2 separate regions of the Homo sapiens genome follow, and region 2 is linked to region 1. A link is a loop called in an ENCODE intact Hi-C map of the cell type or tissue named here. Cell type or tissue: psoas muscle. All regions are shown on one strand. Links, peaks and the distances in the headings refer to the core of each region. The heading gives the core; the rest is flanking DNA. Region 1 overlaps LINC01376 (long intergenic non-protein coding RNA 1376). Region 2 overlaps LOC105373456 (a long non-coding RNA gene).

What was found. Peaks named below come from ENCODE experiments on the same cell type or tissue, not always from the same donor. Only the 100,000 strongest peaks of a DNase experiment are listed, where the experiment ranks them.
Region 2: it touches region 1 in a loop (2.9-fold over the local background); 2 of 110 quality-filtered maps call a loop at or near these places.

Annotation. Positions count from the first base shown.
Region 1 is chr2:18,986,226-18,989,142 of GRCh38, forward strand. It overlaps LINC01376 (long intergenic non-protein coding RNA 1376), which reads right to left. Exons shown (of 4, transcript NR_135287.1): 4 at 226-1,643. All of the region lies in intron 5 of LOC105373456 (a long non-coding RNA gene), which reads left to right. Among named protein-coding and RNA genes, the nearest start is that of LINC01376, 39 kb to the right of the region's middle. In psoas muscle, for the core only: a CTCF peak has its summit at 1,482 (motif pointing right); a DNase peak (open chromatin) is centred at 1,486.
Region 2 is chr2:19,072,166-19,075,082 of GRCh38, forward strand. All of the region lies in intron 5 of LOC105373456 (a long non-coding RNA gene), which reads left to right. Among named protein-coding and RNA genes, the nearest start is that of LINC01376, 47 kb to the left of the region's middle. In psoas muscle, for the core only: no CTCF peak of the experiment used is centred there; a DNase peak (open chromatin) is centred at 1,586; H3K27ac peaks cover 1,563 bases.

The DNA.
Region 1 (2,917 bases), core at 96-2,595:
ACATATCTTCACATTGTTTATAACTTGAGGAAAATCAACATTTTGGGTTCCCAGTTCACACAGTAGGAATTACATTTGTTTTGGCCAAATATAATTTATATAACTGCAAGGAACAATAAAACATGAACTCTACAGTGTTTTCTTACCTAAAAATAATATAGACCTTGTAAAATGGAAAAGATTATTATTATAAAGAAGAAGACAGTAACTTAAAAGGCTGAAGCTCATTTTACAACACTTTTTAATGCCTGTGCAAATAGGCAGACACCTGTGTCCCCATTTTTCTTGACCCCAGCCACAGGAGTGAGATTCCACACAGTAATAAATAACCTTGCAAGTAAAACTTTGAAATAGAATTTGCTTGATCAAGCCCAGTCCTTCCATGGTCAAAAGTCATTGTCTATGCGACTTCTTAAAATGATTCAGTACTCTTTATTGCTCTGCCTACAAAGATTTTTTGGAGGTGATAGAAGCATCTGGTCCATCTTATTAATATAAGAACCCCAGTTAGTGCAGTTAGTGAAGGGGCCATTATGGATTTAAGAGTTGAAAATGAAATGAATGAGTGAATAAATGGGTATTTCTCATTAAAGTCAACTAGCCTGTTCAGGAATTGACTCTATTACTTCATTATCAAAATAAAACTATGATCCCATTCTCAAAGATATGTGAGTGATAAAATGAGAAAAATATTCAAATTTGTTTTTATGAGATATATGCAAGAGTCACATTGAATGCATATTATAAACCTGTTGAATGCATTATTATTAAATTGCTGATTGCAAAATCAGTCACACAACCAGAAAAAATGGTAACATTTTGGGGGCAAGTACTTGTTCAAGGAACTAGTCCATTGTATCCTATGTAATCCTCTAAAGTCTAAACAATTCCATGGAGTTGGCAAAATAATCACGATTTTAGATGTGAAGAAGCGAAGGCTCATAAATCTTTTGTGATGTGTTCCAAACCACATGGCCAAGTGAGTAGTAGAGGTGACCCCAGACTATGAGTCTTATGATTCTACATACCATGCTTTTTCTACTGCACCACTTGATAATTTACTGGGTGAAAACTACACGCTAGTATCAGTCGCAGCATAATCAGATGGCTGATGGGTCTAACATTCCTACTAGACAACCCCTATCTACTCTTGCTAGTCTTAATTTTCCTCAGTTCAAAACATTTTCACATACAAATTAGGATTTTTCTTCCTAAGATTTTAAATTTTGCTAATTCCAGTGTAATTTTCAACATGTTATTTTAAACCCTATTATCTATTTTAAAATGGAATTTAAATTGCATTCAATATTATTAGTGTTTGTACTTGTATTACTTTTTCTACAGCAATCCATTTTTAATCCTTATTTAGAGAGACATTCCTAAGGCATCCTAAATGACGCTGACTTGCTTCTCATGAGCAGACATGAGTCTATTTTACTTTTAAAAAGTCTGTAGCTTCTCCAGGCGTTGAATCATCTGGCTTGGGGCCAGACACTAGAGGGTGCTTTAGAAATATTATTTGATGATGAACTCGGATGTTAGCCACTTGCTTTTCAGAATTCATTCCTGTAAATCATGGCTTTGAAAACTTGTCAGTATTTTGCTTTTTCTTTTGTGGATTTCTTCAAAGGGAGAAGGAATGTCTGAAAAGTAAATATTCAACAGTCATAACTACATCCCAAGGAGGGTGGAATAAAAAAATTATAGAAATTTGTAGATACATAAATATTTCTGTGAGATAAAAAGAGAACCCCCTGGATAGCTCACAAAGAGCCTACTGGAACTTTATCAGTCGGCAGAGCTTTGTCAGAAGAAAGTGGGTTTGTGAAGGGACAGGAGAACATGTGTTTCTCCCCATTCCAAACCCTCCTTTTCTGGAAGCTTGCTGTAAACAACCACTCACATTTGTATGAGACATTTTGTTTTTTTTTTTAAGAGGGACTTTTACATATATTACCTTAAGGGATATTTACAACAACCTATGTGGTGAGCATTACTATTTTTATTCTATAGATAAAATAAAACAAAAACAAATGACAGGTTTAGTGACAGTAATTCACTCACATAGATCCAGAAAGCAAATTGGCAGAAAAAGAATTTAATTATAGGACTTTATTCTACAATGTGCAGCAACCCCATCCTTCCCTCATATATGGTTGATGTAACTCTATTTCTCCCTTTTCACCTTCAGATTTTGTCACCAATTGTGTCCTTCTCCCCTTTTTATTCTTTTATTTTCTCTTTAATGTCCTCAAAACTTTAAAAAATAAATAAGTAAAATAAAACACACGAAGAAGAAAAACCAGAGGTCATGAAATATGAAAATTTCATGCTTCCCCTGACCTCAAAAAAATAGCATCACCAGCTACTGGAGCAAAAAAAAAAAAAATTCCTCTGAAGACTTACATTTTGAACTCAGCAGTTCACAATTTTTTAAGGCTTATCTGCTCACATATGCTGTGTTTGAAAGACTGGACATTCATTGCATCCAGCTCTTGTCACTGAAGCAGAGCTCTGAGTGAAGCACAGCTGAGACACAAAGTGTGCTCTCAGATTCCAGAGGAGTCAAAGCTCTCACTGGGAAGATTAGAAAAGGCTTCTTAAAAGAAGGGGAAAGAATTCTTTATTCTAGGCCTTGAATGACAACAGGATTTCAAAAGAACTCTTGAAGCTTTGGAAATAGCAAAGCCCCCAAGTCAATGAAGCTCAGAATATATGCAGAAAACAATGAAAATTTAACTTATTGGAGGCTCGCTTGCCTGAGGAAACCACAGGGAGCAGAGCCTGGCAAGCGAGCTTTAAACTGCTTTAGCGCAGATCTAGCTCAGAGCTTTCTGAGCCAGTAGAAATACCAGCATCATCCACCAACAGCAGCCATGGGTCATATGTGGCTATTGGGCACTTGAAAGGTGACTGG
Region 2 (2,917 bases), core at 245-2,744, 86 kb after region 1:
TCTCCGGAAACTCCCTGTGTAACAGATGTAAAATTCCATTCAATATCTAAGAGGTAGACCTCAAGGGAATTTCTCAAGTTTTTTTGGAGTGGTGAATAAAGTGAACATAGGCTCTTGCCTGTTCTTGGTGTTTATCAGAGAACAACAGAGGGTGCACCAGGGGTGGGGCTGTTATTGCTCTGGTAATGAATTTATCATTATTGGATTGGGTGCTAAGCAGACAGATGAGACACCACAGGCTGTGCAAGCCAAGTTGATTAGGGGGCCTACAGAGTAACTTGAGATACAGAAAGCGGTCCCAAGCCCTTTCTCCAGATGTGTCATCAGAGTACTATCTGGTGTTATTTGTTCTTTCTCTTTCTCTGTCTCTTTCTCTTTTCTTTCCCTCTTCCTCCCTATTTTTATCCTTCTTCCTTTCTTCAAGGAGTCTTCACAAGTATCTCATTTTATTCTCTAAACTTCCTGTTAATCCTCAGTGACTCCCGTTCTCTGAGTCCTGAATTCCTCATTTGCAGTTGAGGGGCTTTCTCTTAAGTCATATCCACCTTTTTCAGAGCAGGGGCCCGTGATGGCTTAGCCCAAGTGGGAGGCTGCCTGATTCCATCCCACACTGAATCTGAGCAGCATTCTCAGACACCAGCAAGCACCACCAGGTCGGAAGGAGGAGACCCACGAGGGAGCCGGAAGGACCATATGCCAGGATGTCCCATCTTAGTGTTACTAGTCTGTGTGATTTTGCCAGAGGTGGGGAACAACAGCAGCAACAGTAACAACAAAAACATTTCACCCTACTGCTTTGAGGCATTTTTAAAATACCTTGGATTTTGATGTTATGAAAGGAAGAAACAACATTTCTGTATTTATCAAAGGGGGTCAATACTTGGAGAAAAGAATAAATCGTTGCCATGCAACTCTCTTCTCCCCATCCCAACCTGCCCCAGGCTGATGTCTCAGGTAACCTCGACCACAGTGACCGCCATTCCTTGACATCTTGTCCTAGGTCCTGCACAAACATTCCTAGGAGCAGGAGCTCAGTTTTCCTAGGCAAGTGTTTGACCCAGGTGACTATGCATTTCCTAAGTTTAAAGGCTGATTCTTTTCACTCTCCTAAATCTCCCTCAGCCCTCGGCATGAGACTTTACACAAAAGGGAGATTTTTTTTCAACCTCTTTATAGCCGCTGCTTTTTAACCAATCAAATTTTGTGACAAAGGCAATTATACTCTTATTTCCCAGGGAAAATGTGCCCAGACACATAAGCCAACAACACCCACAGGCATTCACGCAAATATATGCATAGATGCCCAGAATGTCCACATAGACAGTCACAGGGAGGTGCACACAAGGATAGTGGGTTTATACATGGACACATGGACCCAGAAACAGATACCTCCCTGGGCTGTGCACACATCATACCCCACCCTTGCTGACATCACTGCCTTTGCTCAGAGCTCCTGGCTCTGCAGTTTGGGCTCAGTTCCTTCAGGCTGGAACCCAGCAGGACCCAGCCTGGGCTGGCTGGGCTGAGCTGTACTGGACAAGATGGGGCAGGGCAGGGCCAGCCAGGGCAAAGCCACAGATGAGCTCAGGTGTCAGACTCCGCCCAAGTGGGAGCTTCCTGAGTCCAGGATGACTCAGGCCCTGCCATACTCGGGTTACTCCAGCTTAACCGCCCTGAAATGGCCTTGCAGCCCCACTGACCACACCGTTCCTCCCCAGCTTTCCAGTGGCCAGATGTGTGGTATACATTTCACCCTAAGCCAAACACAGGGGCTTGCCCAGCCAAAAGGAACTAGAATCTGTGTGCCACTTCAAGACTCCAGAGAAGGGAGCCCTCAGTGTTTCTGCCTTGGCCAAAGGCTCCTAGGAAGCTGCCTCAAGGTTCTTTCAGGACTGGTTCTGGAGCAGGGACCCAACTGCCCAACTAATTTTTGAATTTTTTGCAGGGGCAAGGTTTCACTATGTGCACTTGTGGGTGCACAAGGGATGATTATGCATGGTAGTAACTCTAGCATCCTTTGATGCCTGGGCAAACAGAATGGCTTCCACTTTTATAAGTCCCAGGAACTCTCAGGTGTCCACATTTGGATCCAGGCAGGTTCTTTATCCATGGTGTGAGTGATTTTCATCGTTTCACATCACAAGCACTTAGAGGCCACTTGCCCTGTGGCTGGCTCGGCACTTGCTCAGACCGGGCCTTCTTCCTGGGAAGTTAAGTTTGGCTTGGGGAGTTTGGCAATCAGAAGAGTAAAGCAGCAAAAATAACAAAGGCCTGAACTTCAAACAGAGGGGGAATCAACTCCTGTGTATACCTCCAACTAGCCGTGTGACCAGAAAGTTACCCTAAGGCTCACTTAGCCCCCATTCTGTTCTCAGCTGTAAAGTGGGAAAATCTATTTAATCTATTTAACACAGCTTCTCTGAGAATTGTATGAGTTCTGTATATGATAACAATAGTGATAATGACAGATAGAATGGTTATTTCTTATTGAATGTTAACAATATAAAGAAATTGGACCAAACTTGGCAACATTTATGACTCTCCTCTGAGGTAACTTTTATTTTTATCCTGTTTAACTGTAGCTGCATTGGAATAATTTGTCAATAAAGTATGGGAAGATGAAGACAGAACTCCATGAGGTATTTAAATTTTACCAGAGGCTCTTGAACAGGAAAATGCTTACAGTTCTCAATGAGTGAATCTCAAATGATGAAATTTTATACAACATGATAGGGAGAAAGGAAGACAATTTTTTTAATGAGACAGTATCACTCTGTCACCCAGGCTGGTATGCAGTGGCACGATCATAGCTCACTGAAACTTCAAATTCCTGGACTCCAGTGATCCTCCTTCTTCAGCCTCCCAAGTAGCTAGGACCACAGGTGCATGCTACCATGCCCAACTAATTTTTGAATTT